Linked DNA regions of Mus musculus: all the other regions are linked to region 1. The links are chromatin loops, found by intact Hi-C in ENCODE. Cell type or tissue: heart. All regions are shown on one strand. Region 1 has its middle 20 kb from the start of Mir6341. Region 2 overlaps Sulf1 (sulfatase 1). Region 3 overlaps Sulf1 (sulfatase 1). Region 4 overlaps Sulf1 (sulfatase 1).

What was found. A loop is a pair of places that touch in the nucleus more often than their neighbours do. Peaks named below come from ENCODE experiments on the same cell type or tissue, not always from the same donor. Only the 100,000 strongest peaks of a DNase experiment are listed, where the experiment ranks them.
Region 2: it touches region 1 in a loop (2.6-fold over the local background); 2 of 42 quality-filtered maps call a loop at or near these places.
Region 3: a loop joins it to region 1, with 2.4 times the contacts of the local background. A loop is called at or near these places in 2 of 42 quality-filtered maps.
Region 4: it touches region 1 in a loop (8-fold over the local background); 5 of 42 quality-filtered maps call a loop at or near these places.

Annotation. Positions count from the first base shown.
Region 1 is chr1:12,401,524-12,409,523 of GRCm38, forward strand. No RefSeq gene overlaps it. Among named protein-coding and RNA genes, the nearest start is that of Mir6341, 20 kb to the right of the region's middle. In heart, no CTCF peak of the experiment used is centred here; a DNase peak (open chromatin) is centred at 4,148; H3K27ac peaks cover 267 bases.
Region 2 is chr1:12,714,202-12,722,201 of GRCm38, forward strand. The region is part of intron 1 of Sulf1 (sulfatase 1); the gene reads left to right. Among named protein-coding and RNA genes, the nearest start is that of Sulf1, 26 kb to the left of the region's middle. In heart, no CTCF peak of the experiment used is centred here; DNase peaks (open chromatin) are centred at 1,410, 4,260, 4,840 and 6,180; H3K4me3 peaks cover 1,090 bases; H3K27ac peaks cover 1,308 bases.
Region 3 is chr1:12,695,421-12,703,420 of GRCm38, forward strand. All of the region lies in intron 1 of Sulf1 (sulfatase 1), which reads left to right. Among named protein-coding and RNA genes, the nearest start is that of Sulf1, 7.0 kb to the left of the region's middle. In heart, CTCF peaks have their summits at 3,840 (motif pointing left) and 6,400 (motif pointing right); a DNase peak (open chromatin) is centred at 2,691; H3K27me3 peaks cover 1,455 bases.
Region 4 is chr1:12,761,022-12,769,021 of GRCm38, forward strand. All of the region lies in intron 2 of Sulf1 (sulfatase 1), which reads left to right. Among named protein-coding and RNA genes, the nearest start is that of Sulf1, 73 kb to the left of the region's middle. In heart, no CTCF peak of the experiment used is centred here; DNase peaks (open chromatin) are centred at 970, 3,310, 3,670, 4,710 and 1 weaker place.

The DNA of each region.
Region 1 (8,000 bases):
TGACTTTTAAACATAGCTCTATGAGTCCATGTTTCCAAAAGCCAGTTTTCTCTTTAATGACCACTGTGAAAGAACAAAATTTGAACATAAAAATATTACACTATGTGTATCCCTTGAGTTGAGTCACTGCTCTTAAGAAAAAGAACTCCAGAACTCCCATAAAAGTCCAGTGTTGACTCACTGAAGGTTTATGACTGGGTTGATCTTCTGTGTGCTTTTCTTACAGAAAATGAACTCACTGTGTGCACATTTATATCATATCTACTGGCTTGAAATTAGGCCATTTTGTTATCTTCAAATCTAGAGAGAAAGCTTTAAAATCTTGATGATTTTATATTCATTTTTGAATTAGAACGTTTTATTGCAAAACTAGGTTTTTAATTTGTTTTTTCCAAAGCATAGTCCTGGGTAAACATGTCTATTCTTCATATTCTAAATCAACCACTAAATTTCCATGGCAACATTTGTAAAAGTCTATCTAATGGATCTCTGTTTTCTATCTTGATGCCAGCTAATTAAACTCCAAAGAAACTGAGGATCCATGTGAAAGAGATGCCAGCAGAGACGTGGTTCCTAACGTAAGTGAAGATTTCCTTCAGGAGCTTCTTACTGACTCAGATCTGTGTCTATTTTATTTTTCACAGTTAATTTATATACAAATATTCAATAAAAACTAAAGTAGTGGAATATGTTTAAAGACTATGTCTAGTCAAGCTTAGGTGAGCCTTTCTCTACCAATCTGTTCAATTTTGTTCTCAGTGTTATCATGACTGATAAAATCCTGTCACTCAGCTGGAGTACTGATTGGATCTCTCCTGTGTTTTCATGCAACATAATGATGACTATGTTATGTGGTCTCTGAACTTGAGGAAGACGATTGCTAGCTGGGAAAGAGGGAGATACTACTGTTTTACTTTCATTTCTGTTTCTGTGGTAGGAGGAACTGACAAAAAGCCCCTTAGAGGAGATTGAGTGAATTTTAGCTCACAATCCCAGGTTTCCGTCCATCACTGTGGGGAGGTCAAAGCAACAGGAACTTGATGAAGCTGGCCACATCTCATTCACCACTGAGGAAGAGGAAGATGTGTATGCGTACATCCACAGTACTCTACCAGCCTTCCCTACCCTTACGCAGACTAGGCCCCAAATCCAGAATTGCACCACCCACTTTCAATGTGGATATTTCCACATTATGAAGAAAATCAAGACAGTCCCAGAAGACATGCACCCAGGGTAAACCTGATCCAGAATGTCCCTACATGAGAATCTCTCTTCACAGGTAATCTACCTTGTGTTAAATTGACAATTAAAACTATCACAAGAACTCATTAAATTAATCAGACAACCTAACAAAAAACTATGTGTAACTTCTGATAAACATTGCAATAGTCCAGAAGAGAGAACACTTCCTGAGTGTTATAGCTGTATGTCTCCATTTATGTTCTAACATGATCAAAAAAGCTGACTTCATTGATTTTGATTACTTACTAAAGTGGTATGCCTTACAAAATGAGAAAATCTAATGTTGTATGAGTCAGTTTATTTTTTAAAACTGCTGATTGAGTTTCCTGTTTGTGAAGACAATGGGTCTAAGGTAGTAAACAAAGCAAAGTTGTCCTTCATATGTAGAGAAATGAGGCAAACCTTCACCAATACAAACTCAGAAAAGAGGCTAAAACAAGGGCAGAGCTGTTGTGCTTTCTGCAGGAAGAGCTTCCTGGAAAGAGGAAAGAACTATAAGCATACAAGAACACAGGGGACATGTTTCCAGAATGGAAAGCAGAAGAGACACTGATGTATCAAAATGGATATTAATTTATTAAATGCAATTAACCACTGAACCATTACCCCTCTTCAGCAAAATTGAACAACAGCAGAACATCTCAGCTACAGATATTGGACCAGGCACATGGCTAGAGTCCATGGCACAGTACCGTGACAAAGGTCAGTTTGGAAAGCAGTGGTACTCTAAACAAATAGGAAGGAGAAGCTGGAAAAAGGGAAGTCAAACAAGAATGCTAGGAAGAGACCTCAAACCAGGTGCTTACTCGAGAGAGTTTATTTCTACAGACTACGTTTCTGTATTGTTGAAGGATTTCCTTGGCTTATGTTAAAACTATATTTTGCTGAGGCTATCATGGGGTTTCAGCTGGCCAAAATTTTGATTTCTCCCTCTACTTTGAAACAGTGTGAGCCATTTCTTTAATGAAAGGACAAAAAAAAAAAAAGAAGAAGAAGAAAGAAAAAGAAAAAGGAAAGAAAAGTCCTCACACTTGTCTCTTGGGGGCAGGGGTGGAATCCAAGCATTGCTGATAATGATGTACATGGGTAATTCATTTAACTCTTTCCACAAATCACTCATGCACTTTTCATATTGTCATGTAGGTGAGCCAGGCAGCATTTGTTAACTACCTACTGTTGAGAAAACACATCATTAAGAGCTGTGTGGATACAGCAGTATTGGTGAACTAGTCACTGCCCTCAAAAAAACACATGATCACAGTCCATACAAGATTGATATTTGCTTTTAGGGGAGAAGCAATATATCTCTACAGAATCTCTTATGAGGCTGGGTATCATTCTAGAATTCTCAAGGAAATGCTTTGTCCAAATGAAAACTCTAGGATTGCTATGAAACTCATAATAGATATTAAATTACTGCCCCGGGATAGATGTAAGATGAGCTGAGATCAACTGAACACTCAATGGTGAGCTGAGTTTGTCTGCTAGGGCTTGGCAAAATGTTTAATTTGATGAAGGGGAGGGGTAGATCAGGAGTATTCACTGACGACAAAAGTTGGAAATAACTTGTTTCTGCATTTGGCAGCCTGAGCTGTGCGATTCTCCTCTCAGGACCTATTCCTACAGGAAGCCTCATGTTTGGAAACACAAAAAAAATTTTATGTTTTGCTTAAAATCAAAACCACTGATGAGGCAGCTTCAAGTCTTTCTTTCTCATCATTTTCTACAATTAAAAAGATGTAAAACTCATGAAATTCTCGTTTTTCTGTTTTTGTAGACTGTGCATCTTTTCCATCTTTCCAGACTGTATCTTTTGCTTAAGTTGTAGGTTAGTTAAAGGCTGGCTGCCAATTTTAATAGCAACATACACTGGTGGTGCCCCGTACTGATCAAAATGACAAATAGTCTAGATCTTTTGCAGCCATTTGTCTAAGTATTGTGGAGCAGAGTCCCATCACAGGTCTTGTATTGGTGCTCTTATGAGCTAAATCAACTGTGATAATCTCTCTCAAAGTAGTTCTGTATGGGAATCTGTGTCTCCACCAAAGTCCTGCAATTCTACCACTCAAAACAAGAGCTATCACCACACTAGTGAAAACAAGTAGTTAACACACACTGCATTGATTTGGCCTTTTAAAAAAAGAAGTTTTTTTTCACGTTGAAATAATCTTAAATCTGCAAGAGAATAGCAAGGATGGTCCAGAAATATCTCAGCTGCCCTTCAGCCATCATCCCTAACATTATCACTCTGTTTAATCAAAGAATTCCCAAAGCAAGAAATGGATGTGGATGCATTCCTAGTAAATGAACTAGAGAACTTATTCATATTTCATCAATTTTTCCCACTTATGTTCTTTTCCTTTCCCAAGATCAGATCTAAGATCTTACTTGACATTTGGGTCACTTTCCCTTAGTCCCAAACCTAGTTCTTTGGATGGCGGGAAAGGCGTCTTACGGGCAGTTCTGGTTCCGAATTGATTTCACTGATGCCATGGAAAATCTAGGCTTGTTCTTTTCCCATGAAGAAAGCTGTTATTTCTACGTTCAGTTTGCTGTCCATTTTTAATCTCATCTAACATTCTTGAGATTTTGGAAGGTAACTTGATTGTACTAATTGAAATCTCTTATTTTCCTTTTGACCTCTTAAAAATTGCCATTACCTGAGAACCTCAACTCATGATAAGCAAAGGAAGTTTCTGGAAAGAACAGATTTTTATATTCTGAACCTGTGCCAGGAAAGAGTTTTAGGATGTTTGGTGGGTGTGTACTGAACTGATGTGGGTCCTGGGAAAGTAGTTCTTATCAGGAGGAAACACAGATCTACCCAGCCCTATGATTGCTCATTCGTGTACTGTCAGGAAAAGTGAGCTAAGGACTTTGGCTTATTGCTGGGCATAGACCCCCTGCACACAGGATTTTTCCACCTTAAACTTTGAGGAGATTATCATCTCAGGAGTCATGTGTGCAGAGTCAGGTCTTGGGCACATTTAAGCAATGCCACCAGAGGCTGCCAAAAAACGCACACTGACACTAAGTGATTGGATCCTGTAACAGTTGGTATGTTCAGGCCAACACACACCTCAACCTTCTGTATGCCAGGTTTTTGTGGATAACCCCTGAGCAGATGTGTCTGCTGAGATATTTAGCCTGGCTAGTAATTGGTAACTCCTGAAAGCCTCCTCCTGCAGGGGAAAGTTTGCAAGGTAGATCTTTCTTTCCCTCCTACTGTTTAAGCAATGCAGACTGTCAAATTATACATAGCAGATGGATTATAGTGTGTCCTTTTAGTGACAGGAAAAGCTGTTTCAACATCCTGGCAAAGACAGTGTTGACGTCAAGATAAGATTCCATTGCTTTTCAGTTCTCTTGAGGAAAAGTCTACTTACTTGGTCTGGTGCAACAAGTCACTACAAAAGCTTTCAGTTGTTCCGTGCTGTAATGAAATGACTGGTTATTTCATTAAACCACTCTACCAGGAGTGCTTACAAGCATTTTATAATTACATGTGCGGCTCTGCTAAACTGGTTTGTCTTGGTGGTATATAGGAAATTACAAGTTGCATAAAATTTGTCTATAAGTCATATTGGCATTGTTGGGAAAATGTTCTGTGGATTTAAAATAAGCGAAGGACAGCCGTCTCCCTCTCTTCACTAGTGCCATTAAGGAAACTGAAGTCTTACATTTCCTGTGCCTTTTTTTTTTCTTTAATTTTTATGCCCTCATGTCTTTCCTTGTTCTCTCCCCATGGCTGTTGTCTTTTCTCTATCTTTGTTCTTTCTGGAGATAGCTTTGATTTCTCCCTCATCAGTCATTCTTCAAGGAGTCTCTGACCTGGCTGCAGCTCGACTAGATAAGCTTCAAAGGACTGTCACTAAACTCTGCTATCTGCCGAACAAATAAATGAAAGAAGAATCATATATATATATATGGAAGCTCTTACATTTTCTCAGCCTCTACTGGATTTTTTCCTTTAATCAATTCTGATTTGGGGGGAAAAAGTACTTTCAAAGTGATAAGAATAGTCATTAGAATACAGCTCCCTCTGTTTTATAACCCAGAATTTAATCTCTTACTGTCCTTCAGGAACTTCAGTTGTTTCTTTGTTCTTCAAATAGCTAGTGAGTCACACCGATCTTCTGTTGAATGTGCCTTCCATCTACCTCTTATTTGCCTTTATTTCTACCAGAACCCTGGGACTGCTCTTTTCCAGGCCTCCAGGCCTTGGCAATTACTCAGTGGTTTGGCCTGTCCTGGTCTTTTCCTAACCCCTGCTCTCCTCTGCTAAAATTACATCTGAAACTCATGCTTTCATATTGAAAGTTACCTGTCCCAAATCATATATCTTTTCAGGAACCTTAGCATGGAATTTATCTACAGGGCTAATTAGAGCAGACACAGACTCTACTGACTTTTAAGTTAGAGACATAGTTCCCTGAGCTCAGTCAGCCCCTTGGGCTCCTCTCCCTCACCTCCTCCTTCCCACTTGGAGCCTCAGCTTCTCTAATTCTGTTGTGTTCCCCGAGTTTCATTTCAAAATCTGCAAGGAACTTCTGAGATCTACATTGTCATCTCTTCAGAAATCTTTAAGCCTGCTCCTTCCCAAAGCTTAATAAAAGCCATTCATTTCTTACAAAGTTGAACTTAGTACCTTCACAGAAAATTAATGAGCAGCCCTGTTAACATTACTCCTACAAACATGTAATATCATTTAAAAGACTTCTTAGTATTGTGTCTCATTCCACAGATGCCTCATCCCCCAAGATGTAATTATTGTAGTTTATTTACTGTGATATAGATGTGATAGTGAACTGAGACCTTGAGAGTACCCTTCTTTATGATGTTGCCAAACAATTTCCAGAAAAGTCTTTATTACAGAGGCCATCTCATTCCTCCTGGCTGTTTAGCCACTTTCTTAAGCACTTCCAGTTAAGGACTGATAATATTCTGACTACACATTCCCCTTGCATTCATGTCTACCAATACCCCACATGCCACCCCTAGCAATAGGCTTTCAATTTGTGTTGTATGCCTTGCTTTCCTGCTACTATGCTGTCATTACCACCTCTATGTTTTAGCTTTCCACCCAGAAATTTACATTTTAAATCTCAGAAATCTACCCAGGCCCCCTTAAAAACCTGCTCATTGTAGCCCATTCTGGTTGACTAAATACTCTCTAAATATTCTCTAAATACTCCCAGTGAAGCTTATCCTCCATGAATGGTGATATGAAGGTGGAAACTTTGGGACAATTCTGCCATGGGAGCTCCACCACCATGAAGGAATCAATGCCATTGCTGTTAGAGCAGGCTAGTTAATCTCACTGTGTGGAACTCTCCAGTATATTATATCACAGCCGGAAGACTCTCATCAGATTCAGATCTTTGGTTTGAAGCTTCCAAGCCCCTACAATGGAAAAAAAAATTATATAAATTATTCAGCCTCTGGGATTGTTTTAACAGGAAAAATATAAATACAACAAAGTACCAGAAAGTCTTACATGTGTTGTCACTTATGACATTACTACCTATGCATTCCACTACATTATTATTTGAATTTATTATTGTTCACATATCTGTATATATTTCTGTCATATATAACTTATTTCTTGGGCTGGAGAGATGGCTCGGCCATTAAGAGCACTGACTGCTCTTCCAGAGGTCCTGAGTTCAATTCCCAGCAACCACATGGTGGCTCACAGCCATCTGTAATGAGATCATATGTGTGATCTGGTACGTCTGAAGACAGCCAACAGTGTACTCACATAAAATAACTCATTTCTCAAGCATACCATGAAATTCAAAGAGCTGAAAATCTAAGTCAGTGTTGCTTAACTCCTTGATCTTAGTCACAATCATTTATGAGAGGAAATAAAATTAGGGATTCCAAACTTTTTGAGGTTCAGAAAGAAAATCCTTTCAGAAATCAATAATTACAGATAGTGCTGTGGATAAAGTGATTTTTGCTCAACCATGAGACCCTGACCCTGAGCTCAGATTGCCAGTACGCTTGAAGACAACTGAGTATAAAAGTACTAACCTATATTCACAGAACATCATAGGATGATCCATGGAGCTTGTTGACCAGACAGCCCAGCAGGATTAGCAAGTTACAAGTACCTTGAAAAGTCCTGATTATAAACAAGATATAAAAAGAGTGTTAAGGAAAAACATTCAACCTCAACTTCTGTCTTATACACGTTTACATCTGCACACACACATGCAATATAGAATTTCTTCTGTGACGCATATGAAGCACAGCAATGAGCAGCATAGCATGATGAGTAGTGGCACCTATAACCAACAGCTCTCAAATTGATCGTAAGACACCCATCAACAGGAAGGAAATCAAGCATGGTACTAGAAACCTAGGGCTGGAGAAGTCATGGATCCTGGAGGAGAACCTACAACTGCCACTTAACTAAACCAGCATAATCCCTAACTGCAGTCAAAATATTTGTCCTTATGCCCACCAGTAGGCGTAGTTCTCACCCTCCATCAGTGAATCTTCTTTTGCCACATATGAGAATCATTACAGAAAAAGCACCACTTAAATGCAGTGAACAGGAAATTGTGTGTTCCCTAGTTCCAATTGACACATCTACAACGTAATTCCTGTACCTGAGACTCAAGATTTGGGAAGAGGGTGGAAAACTTCTTTCTATATTACAGCTATAATGTAATACATTGTATATTTCCAAAGCATTAGATATTTGATACGTTGGAACAATAACTTGTTGAATACTTGACATACTACAAATA
Region 2 (8,000 bases), 310 kb after region 1:
AGGGCACTATTTAGGAAGAAGACAGATACCATCTGGAGTAGGGGGCAGCATATGGGACAATGACAGGGGGTAAATACAAGCAAAATAGAATGACAGGAAAATGTCACAAAGAAACCCAGTATAGAGGTACATGCCTTTAATCCCAGCACTTGGGAGGCAGAGGCAGGCCAATCTCTTGAGTTTGAGATCAGCCTAGTCTACAGAGTGAATTCCAGGACAGCCAGGGCTACAGACAGAAATTTTGTCTTGGAACAACCCCACCACCACTACACCCTCCAAAAAAGACAAAAAAACAAAAAACAAAAATCCAGTATTTCATACACTTACTAAAACTAAACAAATTCAGTTAAAAAAAAATAAACAAGATTTTAAAAAGAACTCACTACTTAGCCTTGCCTACTCAATTCTGCAATCCTCCTGCCAACACTCCCAGGGTATCCCATACCCAGATGCAGATGGGCTTTGCACGAACACCTTTCCATGGCAGGAGAATATCGTACATGCTGCTCAGAGACACTTTACATCTTTATTTTGTAGACTGAGACATAGAGGAAGGCACTTCAGGCCTTCTCATAACCCTCCAAGTGATCTGTGTCCTGGCAGTGGCTTGCAGTTTTCCTTTCTCCACCCACAAAGGGGAGATTAGGTTGTTGTTCAAGAATGACAAGCATTTCATATTTGGAAATGACTAAATAATAAAGTGCCTGGATTCTATAGAAAGGAGAGAAGATTAATTTCAAACCAAAGTCTAGTGCAAACATGACCTTTCCACTGTAAATCGCACGGCCAGGAAAGAAATTACATCGGAAGGTTTGTTTCTAGGGCTGAGAATTTGGGAATATATTAATAATAGGATGTCTCAGGTTAAAAAAAAGTTTATTATAAGCTGCCATCTATGGAGATGAGAAAAATTCCTTCTGCTGCTTTTTCCTGGAAGAATGTAGTTAGTGGATTTAAATGACAGTCATGAAAGGGTCATCTTTTTATTCTTTGCCTCCAGGCAGGACTGGAGCTAAAGCTTGCTCAAAGAAAGGGAAAAAGCTACTGACCTCCCAGACCTCTAGGTGAGCAAAATACAAATTAAAAACAGCAGATGGCAAAGCTCAAGGGTATAGAAATTAATAAAGGTTAGTTCTGGTTGACATTATTTGAGCTAAAATTTATTTCTACTTGCGAATAGCATAATGCTTAGCGAAAGTCTAAAGATGGTCTGTTTGGCAATAGGTCTGTGTAATAAATTCCTTTTAGTATTAGTATTAATGTCTGGTCATTGTTTTGTTCTCTTAGTTCCACCCTAGAGCTCTGGGGACATTTGAGCTCACAGCACTGGACGCTGAGCAGTGAAGATCCACTTAGTCATGTACTCACTGCCTGGGGGAGGAGGCTCAAGACCAGATGCACTCTGGGACTGGGAGTACAGTGAATCACAGAACCGGGGGAGGCTAGCTTTTTGTAGCTGGGATGGAGTGTCTGTGTCTAGCCAGAGAGAGCTTGCAGGGGAGAACAGGGTTGGCTCCTTTGACAAATTCCATGGCAGGACTGAGCTGAATGAAGCCCAGGAAGCTGAGTTGAGTTGATGACTGGATGATGTATGCTGATCTGATTGACAGGGGGCCAAGCCAAGTGGAGAGTCCTTCCTACTAGCTGGACTGCAAATTTGGGGAAAACAGAGGAACTTGTGGGTTTGGGTTCAATGAGGCCCCAAGATATCAAACCTAGTCGCTTATACCACTAATACGAGTTGGAATGATGCCCAAAGAACAGACAAGCCAGCACGGGCAGAAGTCCGTGGAACCATGATCCATAATGAATCTTCCCTCCTTAATGATTGCTTCCCTCAGAGATTGTGTTCTAGAGATGAAGAGTGGGTTACCACAGCCAGGCTTGGTATTCCCATTGGTAAAACAAAGGTTAAATGACTGTATTTCAAGATACTAGTAGGTTACTAATGCTCATTAGGGGACTGGGGTGATAGCTCTTTCACGGAACCTGGATTCTATCCCCAGGACCCATATGGTGGCTCACAACCATCAGTCCCAGAGGGTCCAATGCCCTCTTCTGCCTTCCAAGCTATTAAAAACAATGAATTTATAAAATTCTTAGGCAAATGGATGGATCTGGAGGATATCATCCTGAGTGAGATAACCCAATCACAAAAGAACACACATGATATGTACTCACTGATAAGTGGATATTAACCCAGAAACTTAGAATACCCAAGATACAATTTGCAAAACTCATGAAACTCAAGAAGAAGGAAGATCAAAGTGTGGATACTTCGATCCTTCTTAGAATGGGGAACAAAATACCCATGGAAGGGGTTACAGAGACAAACTTCAGAGTTGAGACTGAGGAAGGACCATCCAGAGACTGCCCTACTGGGGAATCATCCCATAAATAGCCTCTCCCTTTTAAACTTACATTCTCAATCATTTACACATGGGAATTCTCAGTCATTTAAACACGGAAGGGGAACCACAAACAGGTATAAGTCTATTTCAGACATACCCAGAACAACCAACCTGTGGGTAGGCTCTTCCATAACTCAAAAGACACAGGTGAGATTCAGTCAAGCTGTAAGATGGATTCAATGCCATCCAGATTTGGTTGTTCATACCTTTAATAATCAATGGGGAGGCAGAGGCAAAGGAAGGTAGAAAATCTCTGTGAGTTCCAGGACAGCCCTGGCTACAAAGTGAAACCTAATTACTCAAACTAATTCAGTAAACTCAGTAAGGTACGGACTGCAGTTCTGAGCTGACTCGGGCCATCAGCAGGATCGGACAAGGAGGGAGCTCTGGGAACAGTAGCAAGATGCGTTGTGGACACTAAGACAGGAGAGAAATTGGGGTGAGCTTTTCCAGGGGAGCAGAGATTTTAGATTTTAGGAGCCAGAATGTGAGTGTAAGGTCCTAAACATAATGACTGTTAAATCTACCTGTTGAGAGTGATTCATTTTCTAAGATGCTGCCGGGTAGGTGATACTGGAGGGCGGCACCGGAAGGGGAAAATTACTGTACAAACACAAACTGTGAGCTTTAAGTGACAGGATAGGAGTCTTTACCCCAGAACGGGAATGCTAAGAGCAGGCAAGGGTAATAATAATCTCTCAGCGATTAAGAGCACCGACTGCTCTTCCAAAGGTCCTGAGTTCAAATCCCAGCAACCACATGGTAGCTCACAACCACATGTAATGAGATCTGACGCCTTCTTCTGGTTCATTTGAAGCCAGCTACAGTGTACTTATGTATAATAATAAATAAATCTATGGGCCGGAGCGAGCAGGGACTGAGCGAGCCGAGTTGACCGTAGAGAGTGGGGTTGTCCTGAGGAAGCAGAGGTCCTGAAAATTCCTAACAACCACACGAAGGCTTACAACCATCTGTACAGCTACAGTGTACTCACATACATAAAATAAATATATAAAATCTTTTAGAAGGAAAGAGAGAGAGAGAGACAGAGAGAGACAGAGAGAGAAGGAGGGAGGGAGGGAGGGAGGGAGGGAGAGAGAGAGAGAGAGAGAGAGAGAGAGAGAGAGAGAGAGAGAGAGAAAGAAAGAAAGAAAGAAAGAAAGAAAGAAAGAAAGAAAGGAAGAAAGGAAGAAAGAAAGAAAGAAAGAAAGAAAGAAAGAAAGAAAGAAAGAAAGAAAGAAAGAAAGAAAGAAAGAAAGAAAATACAACAAAAAGCTAAGAGATGAGGACCATGGTGGCAGGGAACTTTCTCAGATGACTCTGGCTTTGGGGGTGGGGAGTTGCTCTCACAAAGGAAAGAGCAGGGACCCAGACAAGTTTCAAACAGAACTCCACAGAGAACAGGAGATTCTCTGCAAACCACCATTAGGAAAAGGAGACCAGGAATAATGAGAACAGAGCACCGGGTCCGGGTTTAAGAACGATCAGTGTTTACAAAGTACTTGGCCTCAGGAATGCCTGGTTTTCCAAAGCCCACATCTTCCTCATCCATTCAGTCCTGCCACAGCTACCTACTGTACTGGATGCTCCAAGCGCCAGAACCGCATGCCTGGAAACCCTGACTCCCTCCCCGCCTCCTCCCTCCCAGCCGGCCAGCTGCAACTCAGTTTGTTTGCGGAGGTTTGCATACTCCTATTGGGTTGCCTGATGGTGGTTTTTTTTTCCCAGTCAGTTCAGCAGTGTCCCGAAATTCACCCCCAGTGGAACTTGTGCCTCTGCTCCTCCTCTTCTTGGAACTGCCTTTTGTTTGTCTGGCAGAGCTGGGTCTATGGGGGTGTGTGATGATAATAATACGCCGGGCTTATATAACTGCATCTTGCAAGCACTTCGCAGTCAGTCCCTAATGAATCTTGGAACTGGTGTCAGGTCGGGCAGTTTTATCTGCAAGTTGGAAATCCGAGGCCCAGAGGCCAGGAGAGAGGGCGGCTGGGATCAGAGGCCAAGCCTCCCTCCCTGGCTCCTGGAGCCCCGCAGAGGTCAGGGCGATAAGGAACAATGACTCTCCCATTCAGGAGGAGGAAGGAAGTCCCTGCTGCCACCTAATCTCTGCTCCTCTGCTTCTCCCCTGCTCCCGAGCCTTTTCTCTAGAGAAGACTTTCAAGGCGACTTTTGTAAGTATGATGATCTACTTTTGCTGAAAAGAAAACAGGTTTTCCTTTCTGCCTCTTGTTCAGTTTATGGTTTTGTGATCCTACCCCTACATGAGATGCTTAGATGATGGAAAACGTGTCTCTAGCCAAACTTCACCACCCTCCCAGTTTGGGCTCTCCTAAAAATACTAGAAGAGAAAAAGATTTCAGACGATAATTCACTTGACAAAATAACACCCGGAAGAGGCTCTTAGATTGACCAGTGCATTCTAGTCTAGCCTAGCCTGGCTACATTACAAGCAGGCTGGCTCCAAGTCCTTACAGGAAGGAACCTGGTTACTCACTTGGTTCATTGGGCAATGCAGAGATTGTAACTGTCTTCATTTTCAGTTTCTCTGTTTCGGCTACTCACAATTTCAGGTAAATATAATTGCTTGACGTTTCTTTTTATACTATGAAATAAACTTTCACAGGAGGCTTGAAACTTCTGCTGGCTTCTGTAAACATAACAAACACAGTGACTTCAGTGGGCACATTAGCTTTCATTAATTTTTTTTCACTGTAGACCAAATGGTTCAATATTAAAGACGCATGGACAAAAGCAACTTAAGTGCTGGCAAAGCCCAGAGCCAAATTATTAAACTTGCTCTCCATAAAGAATGCATCATTCATAAAATATTCAGCTCGGGGATGTGGCATGTGGCTTTTAGATGTCACCTCTCTCCAGCCCTGTAGAGCAACAGAGTGAGGTGCATGCTCTGAACAGGTAGAACTACTGTTGCTAACGGAAGGCCGTGGGAATAAAGTTCTGTTGGAGGTAATTGTATAATTTGCATTGGTAAAGCCATGACTGTATCTCCTCATATCATGAGAAATGGAAAATTATTATTACTCAATACTGTTTTGTGAAAGAAAACTTAGAAATCTACAAGGATGCCTAAGGTTGAATGCTCTAAGCATTGTGATTAATCCACTAAGCTGTCATTTGCAGCACTAGACAGACTTGTGTCCTGTATAACAGAGTTGTGCGTATGTGAGTAGCTCTCTCTCTCTCTCTCTCTCACTCTCTCTGTGTGTGTGTGTGTGTGTGTGTGTGTGAGTAGCTCTCTCTCTCTCTCTCTCTCTCTCTCTCTCTCTCTCTCTCTCTTTTATGTGCAAAATGGACCAAATAGAAAGATTCCTTGTCAAGTTTTAAAGATTTCCTTTAAGTCAGATGTGGTGGAATGCCTGCAATTTCAGCATTCAGAAACCTGAGCCAGGAGGATCGTGAGTTCAGGACCAGCTGAAGATACATGGAAGAGCTTGTCACAGGAAAAAAAAAATGCAAAAACGAATAAGTCAATTATTTCAATTAAATTTAAAATTCTTATTTAAATTATATTTCTACTTCAAATTATCTGTGACTATCAAGAAATTGTAAGATACAATTGAAGCTGAGCCCTAGTTCTCTTACCTCTACATTGGGATGAAATCCATCAACATTCTATGTCAGGCAGGGTCTACAAAGACCAGCCCTGTCATGTCAACCTTAGCCTCAGTTACAGCAGAGGGGACACAGGCAGATAAGATTCAAGTCGGAGTTTGTGTCACTGTCACCTGAGGACCAGCAGTAAGATAAGGCAGCAGCAAGACCTCTAGGAAATGAGCCAAAACTCCACATCCCCAGGGGATGAGTGTTGGAAGGACGAAAGGAAGTGCACAGAAAAGTATCTAGTGCAGGAAGAAATACAGAAAAGTATCTAGCAAGGAAATCATATAAAAAAGTATTTAACAAGGAAGTAATATAAAAATAATTATCTAGCACGGGAAGTAATGTAATATAGAAAAGTATCTAGCATGTAGTTTGAACACTGCGCTATTTTAGTACATTTGGTGCTTTCCTATTTGTTCTTGCTTTCATCTTTTTTAAGATTTATCTTTATTTATATGTGTGCCTTTGGACCTCCTGGAGCTAGAATTACAAGTGATTATGAAATACCTGATGTGGATGCTGGGATTTGAACTTGGGTCCTCTGGAAGAGCGAGCAGTAAGTGCTCCTTCCAAAGTCCTGAGCCATTTCTTTAGCCCCTGCTTTCGTCTTTTACTTCACTTCTTCGATGGATAGATGGCACGCTGTGTTAAGCAGTAGCAATACTCAGGTGGGTAAAGTGTCTCGTCTTGGAAGAGTTGTTGTTCTGAGGAACAGATCAAAACAACAGATAATCCCATAATAGTTAGCTTTTTTTATATATCTGAAAAGGAATTGTGTTCAGGATTGAGAGAAGATGCCCAATTCAGACTGTTACTTCTGCCTGAGGAAGCCAGGACCTTTCACAAGGTGATGGTGATGGGCTGGGCTTCAAACAATAAGCAGCTGACGGGAAGAACTTTCCAGAAAGGAAGAGCACTGATGAACAATACAGAGAGGTAGACTAGTCTATGAACTAGTCATAGCCTGGTTATTGAATCCAAGAGAGATATGTCAGCACAATGTTAATTCTAGTGAGGCACACATCCACAGACGAGCTTCTGATCTGCAGTTTATAGCTCCACCAGAATATATTACTAAGAAACTTGCAGGTATTACTAGTTTATGTGCACAGGTATTTTGCCTGTATATGTCAGTAAAGGTACCAGATAACCCATAATTGGTGCTACAGACAGTTGTAAGCTGCCATGGAGGGGCTGGGAATTGAACTGGGGTCTTCTGGAAGAGCAGCCAGTGTTAACTGACTGAGCCATCTCCCCAGCCTCTGATAGTGTTAATTCCTCGGGCTGCTGTTCCTGCAGCAAACCCAGGTCAGTGGGGGGAAGCATCTGTGGCCCAGAACTCCTACTCCTCCATGTCCACTATTTTGGGGTCTGCTTTTCACTCAAAGAAGAGACAAAAGAATTTTTGTAGAGCTGGGAAATGGAAAGCAGATGTGACTCATAGTTTAGAAATATTCTTGCTTATTTGTATTCGCGGTACGGGAGATGAAGTCTAGGACCTTCTAAATGCTAGGCAAGGATTCCACCCCAGAACTACACCCCGAGTCCTAGAAAGATTTTGTCTGTGTCTCCTATTGACCATATGAAGTATGGGCTGTGCAAAGGCCAGTGAGCAGAACTCTGCAAACTAGGAGAACTGAGGAGAGACCATTGCGATCAAATGGGAGGTGTGAGGCCTGGGCTGTGAAGGTGGACAACAGACTAAGATTCCAGACATTTTTTGAAGGTATAAAATTCATAGCATGGGCCTGGATGAACAGAATGAAGGGACAGAACATTTCTAATGTAGTTTCAGATGTAGGCAACTGAGTAGCTAGCTAGAGGAGGACACAATGGAGCAAAAGAAGGTGCAAGCTGAGAATAGAGTTCATTGACATTAGCAGTTAGTAAGGAATTGTACCATTGAATAAAGATAGAGGGGTCTCTCTCTCTCTCTCTCTCTCTCTCTCTCTCTCTCTCTCTCTCTCT
Region 3 (8,000 bases), 290 kb after region 1:
ATGGTTCAGCCAAGTGGCAAGTGTGACACTTTTCTTTTCCTAACTCCCTGCGCATAGAGTAAGGTTTCGGATTTGAAACTTCTGTTCTTTCAGTCTCAAAGGGGAATTTCCAATACTGAGTTGTGTATAATATTGGATGTCCCCAGCCTTTGCCATGTGAATCAGGCCACCTAATGGTTCCAGTCAGGACATCTGGTTCTCCCCCCCCCCCCCCCCCGCCCCCCCACGCAAAACTGCATAGCCAGAATGAATTTAAGGAGATTTCAGCTTTATATGCTGATCTAAATATTTGTATTTTTGTCATTATTGACATTGGAACAAAGAGGCTTTGTGTAAAGTTAAATATGAGTCCATATGATTAAATCACCTTTATGTAAGATCTGTGGAAAAAAAAGTCAATAGAAGGTATTTTGCAGGGGAAAAAAATGCCTGAAAATGTTTCCTGTTTAAAAATATTTTCAATTCAATCTCAATATGCTGGGGAGGAAGGGGGAGCATGTGAGTTCCTCTCAGCCTCTTCCCTCCACCCCAGCATTTCACTCTTCTCCTCTTCCCTACAGCCAATCTGTCATCAAATCCTAAGAGCCCTTCCTTTAATATATCTTCCACATCTGGCCTGCAGCTACTGCCCCAGTGCAATGATTCTCTTACATGTGGGCTGTTGGAACAGTCTCCTAACTGGTCCTCTTTGTCTCCATTTCCCTCTGTTTGTGAATGTGCTGGCAACTGAGGCCTCAGGCACAGAAAGCCAGGTATTCCTCCACCGAACTACACCTTTACATACTGGTCCACTGATAGTTAGCCTCAGTTTTCCAGCCATACTCCCACCCCATCCCACAATAGTGAAAACTGTGTCTTGACCCCAACTACAGTGACCAGGTCAGTGTCCACACATAAGTCTCTGTCCTAATTATTTGCATCCCTGTTGAGTGGGAAGTGAGCTCATATCATGTATGATGTTCATCTGGAGGCCTTGGAATGAAACCCAGGGCCTCTGTGTGCTGAGCAAGTGTTCTCCACCGAGCTACACTCTAAGGCCACATGGTTCTTTCTGGTTCTACATTCATAAACCTGTGTATGAAAAGAATCATTTCACTCACCCCCCTCTACTTACTCATCTTTCAGAGTTTTAGCTTGATCTCTACATTCTCCCAAAGGCCCCCCATCCACTCACACTAATGGGAGCCTTCCTTCTCTCAGTGCTGGTCCTTAGCTAGTGAGTTATACATGGCTCTTCAGGTAAGGTGTAATGTTTTACATTCATCTCCACATAGTGTGTTCTCCAGCTCACAGAGACACTCAGACATTGAAGGAGCTTTCTAGTAACCTCATTCAGAGCTGTGAGTCAACTCTTAGTGCTTTCTCCTCATCTGTCCATTACAAAGGAGGAACAAGCATGAAACTCAATTGATTTTATTTTAAGAGCCCTTAGGGGAAGCAACACTTGTAATCAAAATGTGAAATTATTGTCCCAAGTCGAGATCGTTAGGTAAAAAATTTCCATTTACTTCAACATCCCTTGATGACTCTGATAGGAGTTACACCTATGACTTGCCCCTCTGTCACTTAAAATACCAACTATGGCTGTAGATCTGGATAGTCCAAGCCCATTTTCTAATCCAGAGATGATATTACTTGTCTATACAACCTTGAACAGGGGAACAAACAATGGTTAGTTACATGTCTGTAAGATGGATAAAGGGTTACTTAGAATGTTGTGAATAAAGCATTCCACATCTATTAATATATCACAGCATATCCACTATTGGATGACTAGGAACCATGACCCACAATGTAAGAATGAGTTGTCTCCGTCACTCCATAATTCCTTCTATCTCGGCCTGTGCTCTACTCAGCATTTCCAAAGGCAGGGGAAATAGAGATGGGAGGGGTGGAAGAAGAAAGGTAGTTTGGACCATGCATTGATGGATCTGTGAGGTCCACCCTCTGTGATGGTTCTGTGAGCTGGTGATGCTGCTTGGAAGAGCAAGTCCTGGGTTCAGCACTAAGGATAATAAAGGGCACGGGCAGCCAAAGCAGACCATTCTACAAGAGCCCTTCTCTTCCTTCTGACACATAATCTAGAAAGAAACCAAGAGGGTTTAAGAAATGGTTCAGGTGTTAAGAGCACTGGCTATTCTGTCAGAGGATCCAGGTTCAATTTCCTATATCTATACAGTGGCTCCAGTTTTAGGGAGTCTGGTGCTATAGTCTAGCTTCCATAGGCATTCAGGCAAGCAATTTAAAAACATACAGGCAGACAAAACACATAGACACACACACACACACCAGACTAAATAAACAAAGGATTTAGGTCAGGCTTCCAGAAGTAATTGGTTAAGAAAAACAACGTGTAGGCAAGACAGAGAAGGAATCACCACCTCTAAAATTTAACACAAAGCTGCATGCAGTCAGCCTGAGTCCCTCGTTTGTTCCCGGACTCTGTATTTACCAGGGAACATGGAATCTTCCATTGCCACTTTTTTTTTTTTCGGGAAGTACAACAGAGCAAGAAATTCTCTCACATAAGCTTTGTATTCCACGTAACAAAATGTGCTTGTGGGCGGACACTGGTCATTTGACACATTTTCAGGAGCCTGGAAAGGTCAAAGGGCCTTCTTTCCACTCTAATCTCCTGGGCTGCCACTGCAGTAGGCCAGGAACTGGGAAGAAACTACAAACATCACCCCCAACACATCCTACCTCTCCTCCCACTCCACTTAAAACTCGATGCCCCGCCTCTGCGAACTCCCTTCCCCTGCAGACTTGTCTCCAGAACTTTGAAAAAGAACTGACTCCTAATTGCCTGGCTCGGTTTTCAGCTGTACCAGCCAAGCTATTCAACTTTGCCCTCAAAATATGTGGCTCCTGTATTCCCAATTAATAATGTACTAACGTCTTATTAATTTATAAAAGGCTCTATTTTCAAAGTTCAAACCTCGCCTGATTTGGTTTTCCCTGAGATTTTATTGTGTAGCCTAGGCTGCCCTGAAACTCAGGCTCTTCTTGTCTCGGCCTCTCAAGCTCTGGGATTATGGAGATCTGGGGTCACACTGTCAACATCCACTGTAATATCTTTTCTTGGTTCTACTTTTTGTTTGTTTTTAACAACATGAGTGCCAACATGAGAAACACTTTCTGTGTTTCTAAGGTACAGAGTGACACACCTCTGACTAGCTGCAGTGGCCAAGGCTGGGTCAGACACTTTGTTTCTGCATAAGGAGTCTTCATTGTCAAAGGTAGAGTCTCCCAAAATTGATCTGGAGATTCGTATTAAACAAATCGCATCACCAGGTTAAGACTTAGAACCAGGAGGAATCTGGGAACTGCCAAGAGCCAGGTGGCTCTTGTTTAAATAAAGAAGGCTGTCCTGAGGCGGCTCAGTGGGTAAAAGCATTTGCCACACAAGCCTGGCAACCCTAGTTCAATTTTCAGAACCCATGTGAAAATAGAAGGCGAAAACCAATTCCCAAAGATTGTTCTGTGGCAGCACACTCATGCACACTCAAGCACACACACAATAATAATTAATACATTTAAAAGAAAGATTTTCCTTGGGAGAGCTGAGATTATTACAAGTTCAAAAGGCTAGCCTATGCTACATAATGAGCTTTCTAAGGTTACAATGAACTCAGAAGCTTTAAGGAATTTTCTAAAGAGAACTGTGTATTATAAGATGGAGAATCAACACTGAAGCACCCAATTATATATAATTTGAGGGCTCAGAGATAACTCAGGGAGTAAGAGCCCTTCCTGCTCTTACAGAGGGCCTGAGTCCCAACACCCAGACAGCAGTTGCAGCTCTCTGTAACTTCAGTTCCAGGGAGGTAATGCCTTCTTCTGGCCACGCTGGGCATTGCATGCACACATTAACTCTTACACTACACACAGAAATAAAAATAATATTTTTAAAGTATATATTTTGACATGAGAGAAATCAGCCCTGATATTTTTCTTCCCCTATGTGTGTAGTTTTGCTTTTGTTTGATTTCTCCTGTTTTAAGCTTTAACCAATTCTTAGGTTGCCACAGGTCTAGTCTTCACCTGATATACAGATTGTAATTGTGAGATCCTGCTTCTGTTGTTGCAATGAGCTGAACTCGTGGTTTTGGCTTATTTTTGTTTGTTACTCTTCTTCTATATAGCGTTTCCGCTTCAGAAACTACAGAAAAGTCCAGAAGTGGAATGTTTCAAGAACTTGGGAAAATCTTTTATTTCTTTAATGAAGGCTCTAATACCATCCAGTCTATCTCGTTTTTCTGGGCAGTTATAACATCCCTTAAAAAGCAAAGTGGAGCCTGAATGAGGGCTTTCAGGTCTTCACTCTGCTCCTATGACAGAACGTTCTAACTCAGGTAATATGGCTGGCTGTGTTAATTCCAAGTGCTGTCCTAGGCTGCGAGCTTCAGGAGAATCGCATGAGCTAGGGAAAGGATTATTTGGATGCAGAGTGTGTCCTTATTGATGATACTTTACAAGTGTGAGCCTGTGACTATTATTTTCAAAATGTGTACCACAAATATAGCTTAGCTCCCATCCACCTTTCCACAGCATAACATGCTCCCTAAAGAGACTTCCTGCCTGTACAGTGCCTCCTCCTTAACCTTCACCTGCCCACAAGTAATCGTCTAGTAAGCAGAAAGAAAGAGCTTCCTGGAGGACAGATGGGCTGGGCAGCATCCAGGAGTTTGGGAAAGTTCAGCTTTCATCTTACAGAATGCACATCCCAGAAGGAGAAGCCCCCACAAATCCTGTTCTGCACCCCCCCACCCCCCAGAGCTTCATGCTGGTCAAAGCAAGGAAGGTTTTTGGAACGTGACAGATAGTAAAGTTGTAGGATATGTACTAGTTTTTATTTGGCATACCCCAGACTTCCCATGAATTATTAAGTCTTTTCTATCTCTGTGTTTAGGGAAATAGGAGTGCACTCATCATGAAACAGAGCAGACTCCACTTTCTAGCTGTGGCTTCCATGTTCTAACAAAGAGTCACATTCGGACTAACTCAATAATGGGTAAAATCTGCGAACACAGGCTGACAAGATGGCTCAGCAATTGTGCACTCATGTATGGCCCCCTGCACCCAACACACACACACACACACACACACACACACACACACACGCACGCGCGCGCGCGTATTCTTCTCTTGCAAAGGACCCACGTTCAGTTCCCAGCACCTACATGGCCATTTACAAGTGTTTACAGCACCAGGTTCCAGAGAAGCAGATGCCCTTATCTAGCTTACTTGGGCACCGCAGGTATGTGGCCTGCTTACATCGTGCAGACAAAACATTCATAAATATGAAAATAAATATTTAAACTATGTGAATGTAAATGCATACCAATAGAGTCCAAACTGACAAAAATCTAACTCTGATCATTGATAGATATGAAAGAGGAACCCAACCTATGTTTGCAGAGCTAAGACATTTCCCCTTAGACTAAAAAGAATCTTTTCTAAGATTAGAAACAAGAGGGGCAAGGAGAAGAAGGGGGAGAGGGGGAGAGGAGGGAAAAGAGATTATTGATTGGCCAATAAAATTCTGGTATTTCTAAGTTTGGGAAAATAATGACTTTTCAAGTCAGAACACCAAACTACTTCTACAAAACACTTACAGTTCTCTTCTTTCAGTTAAGATAATGCTGGTGGAAAGGAATGTAAATTTAAAGCAAGTCCAGAGGCAAAAGAGATAAAATATTTAAGTTGCTTCTACTCATAAACCTTCAGATTTTACCATGGAAGAGCTTGATTGATAGCCTCTTACAGAATGTATAAATGACAAGTTTTACAAATGATATACACACCCACAGACTCCTTTCTTCCCTACAAAACAAGTAGTTCTTTAAAAAAATGTTAATTGGTGCATGGTAATTGGACAAATTTGTGGAGTCAAGTGTGACATTTGACCCATATTTATAATCTGCAATGATCCAATCAAGGTAATTAACATACAGCATAGTTCTGAATTTTAAGATTTGGGAACACGTTCCCAAAGGAAGTTGCTGTGCACCCAAGCCTGGCCCTGAATTCTTTAGTCTCCCATTCTAGCGCCTCAGAAGTCTTGTTTTTTCTTTTTATTCATTTTCTGTCAGTCCTGTAATTGCCTTTTTAAGACAGAGGAAGCATTCCTCAGGCGCACAGCAACCTAATGCAGTAGGTGGATTCCAAGCTTAGCTACTGTTTTCTTTAAAGAAGACAACTGCGTTGATCATTTCATCGTCTTGCGCTGTATCCTCGGGACACTATGCCCAAAGGACACAGAGCTTGAACTAGTCTGATTTGCGATTGAAATCTATTTCTTTAAAAACTTATTTTATTTTAATTATGTGTGCACCTGTATGTGTGCAGGCTTATGCGAGCACACATGTGTTTGCTGGTGCTCATGGAGGACAGAAGAGGGCACCAGACTCCCTGCAGCTGGAGTTACAGGTGATTGTCAGCCATTAATGGTGCTCTGAACTGAAGGGTAGTTTTTTGTAAGAACAGTATGTGCTCTTAATTGCCAAGCCATTTCTCCAACCCTTGAAATGCACTTTCTAGTTCAGGAAAATGTATGGAACATAGAGACTTGACAGCATTTTGGTTCCTCAAAAGAGACTTGGGTTTCAGTCAAGTTTTTAATGAAGACTTTGGCCTGGATTTTATTATGCAACTGAGTGCTCTGAACCAACTACTTTGGATCCTTTGGGAGAACCGCCAGCTAGAGTAGCAGAACCTGTAACCCACTTCTCACTCAGAGTTGCCTGGCATGAGGGCATGATTGACATGAGCCAGTTTATATTTGAAAGCCATTAATGGCTGGCAACTGAACTGATGAGACTCCAGCACAAGGGTAGAAGACCTAATACCCGAGCGATCGCTGAAGTCAGATCAATAAGGATCACGTGCAATAGAGCACTCAGCTGGGCTGCATAGCCTCAGGCTTTCTCCAGCCCCCACCTAGCTCAATGGGACAATGTCTTGAGGGAAGGCTCTTTAGTGAAGTCAAGGAACACAAGCTACTATTCAGGAACTTACATTGAAACGGGATCTTATGTAATGCAGGGCAGCCTCAATCTCACTGTACTGAGAGGATGGTCCTGAACTTTAGATCCTCCTGCCTCCGTCCCAGAAGGGCCAGGATAACAGGTGTGCACAGCCTCATTCAATTCTCTCAATGACTCAATTTCAAATTTCAACTCTGAGATGTGTTTCTGCAGGCTAAGCGCTAGGCCTGTCTATTAGAGTCACAAAGGATTCTTGAATTGGAGAAGTTCAGAGTTCTTAATAAAAGAAAAGAAGTAATGAAGTAGAATGAAAAATAATACCTATGTGGTCAAAACACATGTTGTCATGGACTCACTTCCTTGACACGAAAAAATAAACATGAAAAATTTCATGTAGGGCCGAAGAGATAGCTCAGCTGTAAGTGTTTGCTTTGCCAAGTATAAAGTTCAGCCCCCAGAATCAACATATAATAATAACAATAACAATAATAATCTTTAAAAGGTCAGGTGGCTGCATGTGCCTGTAAACCAGAGAGGCAGAAACAGCTCTGTCCTTGGGGTTCACTGACTGGACCAACTCACTCAGCTTACTTGGTGAGCTTCAGGCCAATAAGAGACCCTGTCTCAAAAACCAAGGTGGATGGTACCTGAGGAATGACACCCAAGATTGTAATCTGGCCCCCACAGGCATTTGTGCCCGTGCACACACATACACACACACACACACACACACACACACACACACACACACACACAGGTGAGTACAAGAAAACATGTTTAATAACTGTCCCTGTGATTAGACATTTTGCTCCAAGAATATGGATTAATATTCCGGTACCAGTCTGGTCTGGTCTACAACTGAATTAGAAGCAGAATCTTAGGTCTGTAGGAATAGCCAAATCTAGGCTGCCTCTTTGGGCCATGTGAATTATACTTCACAGTGAACAAATAATAAACTAACAGGCACATTTTGTTGTTTCCTTGATAACTTGTCAAGACTCGAATGGAAAT
Region 4 (8,000 bases), 360 kb after region 1:
TTGGGCATTTATCAGCCTTTGAAGCCATCACTTCTGCTGGGGGAATGGGAGGCAATTTACTCTAAATCATATTTCAATAGGAAGTGGGAGTATGGGAGAGATGAGGGGATTTCTAGAACACCAGATACCAAAGGGAAACAAATGGTTCCCACAAAACAAAATCTGTAAGCCAGGCATGGGGGTGCACACCCCTGGGGAACCAGAGACAGGGAGATTCCAGGCCAGCTTGGGCTACATAGCAGGAAAAAAACAAATGCTAGCATTTGCCGCTCCAGCATTACCATCTTTAAAATAAGATGCTAGTCTCATATCCCTACAAATACAATAGAAATACAAATACAATACAAGTAGATGGTTGGCTTAAATATGATGAGGATTCTAACTGAAAAGTCAATGGGGAACAGATACTAAGACATACATGTAACTGCCAGGGCATGGCACACCTGCCCTTATCCGATGACAAATCAGCAGGTCTCTGCTCTCACTACCAGCCCTCCTACCCATTCCTTCTTACTACAAACATTGACTAGTTTAAACTTGGGTCTCATCTAAATTTTCCTAGCATCAATGCCATGTTTTACACACAGCATGTCACCAGTCCTCATGCTATTGTGGACTCACCGCACCTGTTGTCTATTTGGTACAGTCTCCAAGTGTGTGTGTGTGTGTGTGTGTGTGTGTGTGTGTGAAGCCAGCCTGGGCTCCACACTGAGATTCTGCCTCTAAAACGTTTATTTTAAGACACAGGATGGAGCTGCAAATCATAGACTTCCACAGATGTTTTTCCAGGAGTCCCTGGCGTCATTCACCAACTTCTATTCTCTTAGAGCAAAATACATTTTTCCATCATTTAAACCAGAATGCCAAAATCACAAGCCACAGAATCAAGGCATGGCTGGAAAGCCTGGTGAGATGGGGCAAACCACCTCCTACCCAGCCTGATCCTCTAGGGATACTGGGAGGCTTCCTGGGGAGGGGCCCCAGCATGTGACTTCCTGAATGTTGGCTAGTCTCCCACCTACTCACTACATGTGCCACCTTGAAAATAACAATTTAACCTCCAAGTAGAACATGGAGGAAACAGTGTCTGCGCCAGGTCACATCTGGTTTTATCATTAGAAGCTGTGGTTCACACTGCACTATGCCCATTTGAGAAAGGATGGACATAACTCTCAAGCTCATCTTCTCTGTGTTTCTCTGCAGAAAGAAGGCTATTGGCTTCTTCATTCTTTCCCAAAGCAGGTGCAGGCACTTGATGTCTGTGCATTCCTCGCAGCCTTTGGTATATATAGTAAGGCTCCTTAGAGGTTTGTTGAATGAATGTCAATACCCTAGCTGAAAGATGCCTCTTATGCCCAAGGTATCCATAGCTTCATACATTGAAGGCTTCTTAATGATATCATCCTAGGATCCTATGGAATGAAACACTATTATTATTAATTATGTGTGTTTCCCCTGTACAGTTTCAGAATCCATGTTAAACAGATATACAAATACACAAATAACTAGCTTTGTCCCCTCTCAATATGAATGTGGGCAGCATACTTCAAGAGTATGAATAATTTCAGAAGGCTCTGCCTTGTGCTTAATCTAACCTCTCCTCCCACCCCCCAAAGACAGGATTTCTCCATGTAGCCCTGGCTGTCCTGGAACTTGCTCTGTAGACCAGGCTGACCTTGAACTCAGATATCTGAGACCTCTGCCTCCCAAGTGCTGGAATTAAAGGCGTGCGCCACTAGGATGCTCAGCATATGGGTGCTGGGGGTTGAATTTAAGTCCTCAGACTTGAATGGTAAGCTCTCGAAGCACTTCACTGACTGAGCTATTTCTCCAGCTCCTTCCTCCTCCTCTTCCTCATCTTCCTCTTCATCCTCCTCTCCCTACTTCTTTTTTTTTTTTTTTTTTTTTTAGATTTATTTATTGATTATGTGTAAGTACACTGTAGCTGTCTTCAGACACACCAGAAGAGGGAGTCAGATCTTGTTATGGATGGTTGTGAGCCACCATGTGGTTGCTGGGATTTGAACTCAGGACCTTTGGAAGAGCAGTCGGGTGCTCTTACCTGCTGAGCCATCTCACCAGCCCTCTCCCTACTTCTTTCTCTTCTTTTTTAGTAAAGAAAAAACAGTAGCCAGCCTGTTCAGCTTGCTCTTGTTTGGTTTGCTAGCTTATTTGTTTTTAGTTTACCTTCGTTTTCTTTTTTCTTTTAACCCTCCAACTCTTAGCAGAGGCCTTGGCTCATTCATTTTCTAATGGGATGTCAGAGAACAAAACCTTGCAGCAGGTTTGTGAACTAGGGCCGTCCACGACTCTAAAGGTTAAAGAATTCTAGCTTTAGACTGATAATACACTCAGGCCAGAACCACAGTCTGCAGATGACGCTTTCAAGAATCCACCCCAGCTTGACAGGATGTTCTGTGAGTTCTGCAAGCACTGGTCTAGGAGGGAAGGGAGGGGTGCTGAGGCATGGTGTCTTTGGAGAGAAGTTTGGAGACAAGAAGAGCAGAAATACCATCGGGTTAAAACCCCCGACCCTGGTCTTTCTCTTTGTGAGCTTAAATTCATCTCTGAAACAGAGCAGTAGCCAGCTTTAGCCCTGCAGCCAGATACCTCACACATCCAGGGCAGTCTTTAAAATGACAAAACTGGTACATCTCAAGTGAGTTCCTCCTTCTGCCCTGGCATCTCAGCTGGCACCCTACGTGCTGGACGGCTGAGAGACCACTTCTGAATCAAATGCCTTAGCCATTGCTCAGGGAGAGAGTAATTTAAAAGTTAAGAAATGGCTTTCAGAATGATTGATAATAAAACCTGACTTGCTCATTTTTCTCATTCTTTTTCTTTCTCTTCCTTCCTTTTTCTACTGAATGAAATTGTCTTGATTTTAAGGCTTAGTGAGAAAAGAAAGACTTCTAAAGATGAAGGGATCTCATGCTGTTTGAAAAAGTATTTAAATGTCCCAATCTCACAGCCTACAATGATATGCAAATAAGAAAAGATCTTGTCTTCAGGGGCTTAAAATCTGCCAAACATGAAAGACTGGGTAGTCAATTCACTTTGTTCCTTCTGATACTGAGACTGAACCCAGGGCCTGGAGCAGGCTAAGCAATTACACTGCTGCGGAGTCCTGCCCTCTCTAAAGAGTCAACTCACTTCTCAAAATAAAACTAAGATGAGAAAGTATCCCTAAAAGATGGTATATCACCATCTAGGCTAGTGTTTTATTACAGTAGTGTCCACTAAGCTAGCTTCCAGATTCCAAGTGAACTTGGGAGAGGAACGGGTTGTCCATTGGCAGAGAAACACACAGGCAGTCCCAAGAGTCCAGAGAAGGAACACGAAGTTTCTACGGAAGTGAGGTAGATACATAAGAGACAGAAAGAAGTTAAAGAAAACTTTACTAGAGTCTAAACCTTCTTGGCACACTAAAAAGAACCCAGCGTTTTAGTGGAGGTGAAATTCATTGGCTAAATATCGGGAAATTCTTTAAACCGTAAGTATTTTAACGTGAGAGCCAAGAGTGAGAAGGCATTGGATTTTGAACAGGGGAAAGCATGGTTCTGTCAGCATCGAAGAGTGCCTTAGCGCCTGGACGAGTGGAATGTTATTTGTTTTCTTTTGCCTGTTTTTTAAGGCTATGGATTGAAGCCAGGTCCTCTCCTACGCTGAGTTTCCTTCTTCTGGGCTGCACCCCTCCCCTCTGATCTACACCCGGAGCCTTCAGGAAGAAAGATACTTGGGCTCCTGATTTGAAAGGGTTGGTTCGTGATCTAGCTGCTGCGTGGGGCATGTGTTATCACATTTTGTCACGGCAAGACTGTGTGTTATAAAGGGAATGTTTGCCTCTTGGCAGCAGGAAGTAAAAGGGTTGGGATCCCAAATCACTCTATTCAAGGTCACAGTTTCAGTGACCTACCATGCTGTCACCTGTCTGTCTCCCAAAGATCCCATAACCTCTCTGAGCATGACAGCTAGTGATCAACGTCTCAACGCCTGTGGGAGACATGCAAGACCTAAGCTGGCACTAGTTATATAGTGACGCCTTCATCAGAGTCACATGCTGTGTGTTTGTATGTCAGCCTGTCTGTCTGTCTGTCTGTGTGATTTGAGACACGGTCTCACTCACTCTGAGGACTTGCTAGTCTTAAATTCACAGAGTTCTGCCTGCAGCTGCCTCTTGAATTCTGGGATAAAACGTATGTGTCATCATTACCAGCATGGTCTCTCTTAATTTAGCCAGATTATCATGAACTCAGTTTTCTGTAATTCCCAGAAGTCTCTAAATCAAGAAGCTTTTAGCCTTTCCTGCATGACACCCACTGCTAAAGACTTCTTAGAAAGGTTTCAGGGGAGAGAGGGAAGGGAAGAAGCAGATAAGTATGAGTCTCTGGAAGGGAGAAATAGAGAGCAATTGAGCAGGATAATGGGGGCGGGGTGGTCAGTAAGAAAGAAACGAGAAAGGTTGCATTGTACATTAGTTTCTACCGAGTTCATCAATGTCAATGTCAACAGCTGTCATCTATGTACACTCGCAAGTATACGGGTAAAATTTACCACCGACCCATGAGACAATTGCTAAGCTAGTCTAAGGGAAGAGTGACCTGATATTTCCATTGACAAGCACAAGAGTTAACTAGATCTATCTCTTCCCTGGGGAAACCAAATCAGAACAAGCAACGGAAGGGCTTTTCCCTTCTGCACCACACACTAACCCAAGACCAGCCGGTACTCCTCCCAGGAGAAAATGGAAATACAGACTTGGCCTTAGTGAGAGAATTTTTTTCAATCAGCTATAGTGACTGTGTCACACATGGGAAGGAAGGAAGAGAATGTAGAAAGGGAAGATACCATTTTAGCAGTTGTCTCATTAAAGCAAGGGCACTTATCACCAAACATGTATTTGAAAACAAAGCCCAGAAGTTCCCCCAGGGAGATGAACTTGTAAGGAATGCGTTTGAGAGTGTAAAGAACATCTTTGCTTCTAATTATTTATTAAGAAGAGCAAGCTGTTCGATAAAATATACAGGAATGGTGAAGATGTGTGTGTATCAATTATGATGTCTGCATTCTATAGGACAGAGTACAATACCTACTTTTTAGGGGGGCGTGGTTACTATTTAAAATTTCAGTGTGTGTGTGTGTGTGTGTGTGTGTGTGTGTGTGGTGGGACATATGTGTAGGTCAGAGAACAAGTTTATTCTACTTTTATGGGTTCTAGAGCTCAAACTTGAGTTGTCAGATTTGCATAGCAAGTGCTTCTATCCTCTGAGACATCCCATCAGCTCTGACATTGACTTTTTAACTACATGTAAAAGCATAGAAACATAAATGCTTTGATTAAAACTGTGGGCCCGCCAGTCAGTAGAGGAGAGATGTCAGAAATGGAGAATGACAAGGAAGTAACCCTTCTTATGGGGCCAAGGCATTCAGGCTTGGGCCCTCTTTTGACTCTGTGGCCATCCATGGACGGATGCTGGCCTGACAGGACTCTGGACACCATTTCTCTTTAGGTGAAGACCCAAAGTCAAATGCCTTCCTCTTTCTCCCTCCCAGCTCATTGATATGCTGTCTCCTAGAAGCCTCTACTGGAAAGGCCAAGGGTTCTATACACACTGGAGAAGGCAGGAGAGGGCATCTCAGAGTTAAGTCCTGTGTGTGACATTGACCAAGTTCTTCGATTGGAAGCAGAGCAGGCATTACTGAAAAACAGAAAGTAATAAAATAAAGAAGCATGGGAGGATGCTGCTCTGAATTATGTGTAATGCACATCACCAGTGTCATCAAACTGTGCATTCTGTGTGAGGTCCCAGGAAAGAGGCTGGAATGAGGCCCAGTGGTAGAACACCCTTAGCATATACTTGGTTCTCCTCGAGGCCTCAATGGTTCAGTTCTAAAATGAGGTGCAAACAACTCAATTTAGTCTATTCTAGCTTTTTGCTTCTCTCGGTTTTTGGTTCTATGAGGCAGAGATTGCAATGATCAACCCTTGTTGTTTTCCTATGAGAACATTTCTGTTTTATTGAGGGGGGGAGGGAGAGGAGAGAGAGAGAGAGAGAGAGAGAGAGACTGAGTGAAGATGCAGCAGAGTGGCAGAGTACTTGTCTTATGTGCAAGGCTCTAAGTTAGATGTTCAGCACCAAACAGAAAAAGAGAAGAAAATAGAACAGTTAAGCCTTTTAAGAAAATCTTCTACTTTTAATACTTGAGTCTTATACTTGCAAATTAATTGTTGCAGTACTTAAAAATCAATGCAGCCCACTTGACTCTGGAACACAGCATCCCAGCATCTGCTCTACTGACTGTGAAGCTTAAATACATTGAGATGTGTCAGGCAACACACACACCACAAGTGAGTCCAGATCTGTCCCTTCTCTGCCTGGGGAGGCTACAATGGCCAGAGTGTTCTTGTGCCATCGGTAGCCATGTCTGCGTAGCCCAAGGTCTTGCACGGCAGCACTATCCTTCTTTTCTGTGATACCATATGAAGCAGTTTGAGAATTATGGTGTAGACTAGGCAGAGTTACCAAGTGACTGTAATTTCACAGTGGTTAAACATAAATCCAATTAAATGAAGTAGTTTGGTTTGTGGATTCATATGTTTTCTTCTAAACTTTTCTATCTTATCGATGATTACTTTAGATTTTAGAAATTGACAATGGATTCTGTTTCACACGTCTAAGAATAGAATGCAAACTGCATATTCATCTGAGTTTATAAAATCTTAGTTGACGGCAAAATTGAGACATGCAAAACAAATTCTTTTTTAAATTCCTATAAAGTATAGAAATCTTGATGCCCCTCCCTGAGACTGAATTTTTAAAAATGCAATTTAAGTAAAAGCAGTGTTCCTATTTGCAACTGAAAATTAAATCAGATCATATTTATAATAGTCAAAGGGGAAAAGAAAAAATACCTACAGATAATAATGATACATTTTAAATGTTTTGTTTATAATTTGTTTTTATTTGTGACACTCCCTTACTCTGTAATGCATGTTGGCCTAGAACTAAATCACAATCCTCCTGCCTCAACCTTCTGAATGCTGATAAGTTTTCTAACCAATAAAAATATAAGGCAAGAAAATAAAAAAATGAAAATGTATCGAGATTCATACATAGCAGTTGTTGGTGTTACTATCTTCCTGTTCAACATTAAGATTTTGTATTTAAGTAAGACAACAGTATAAGTGTTTGCTGAAAATACTGATATATTCAGAATCCTCATGTTGAGAGTTTTCATATCTTTGGCTGTAGACCATGACCATAGCCCTCTGGAAGGAAAACTCAGGAAGAGTGTGGGCAGTCTGCCCAAGCTATTGTTCTGTTACTGTTCCCATTTTATACGGAGGCTAATGAGCCGTGTATACTATGATAAAAGTCCACTAGAATCTGGGAGGTTATAAAGAGTTCATTTTTGTTTTTCATTCCCATGGCTTATGAAGAATTGCTAACACTCTTTGATTGACGGAGAAACTTTAAACTACCTTAAACGTTACTTAAATATAGTTGAGAACTTGTTACATGAAAAGAGAGGTTCACATCCCGCTGGTCCCTACTTTGTAATTACACATTATCTGTGTATTTCTCTATACATTTATTTTACTTTATATTGGTATTTAGTCTACAAGTATGTCTGTACACCACATATATGCCTGGTGTCCACAAAAGTCAAGAGAGTGTGTTAAGTCTCCTAGAACTGGGGCTACATGACTGTGAGCCATCATGTGGGTGCAGAAAATTGATCCCAGGACCGTCTAAGAGAACAGCCATTGCTCTTAACTGCTGAACCATCTCTCAGAGCTCCAATTCTCTATTTCTCCAAATCTCTCACTAAACACAGGCTATTGTTTGTCCTGTTCCAAATATAAAACAAATGCCTCTGTTTGGATTTAAAAAACAAATGTTTTCCTAACATTTTAAACCTAAAGTGGTTGTTGAGTGAGGAAACACATTTTTTTTAGTTAAGAAATGTCAGTGAGATTTTGACTGCACATAAAAGAA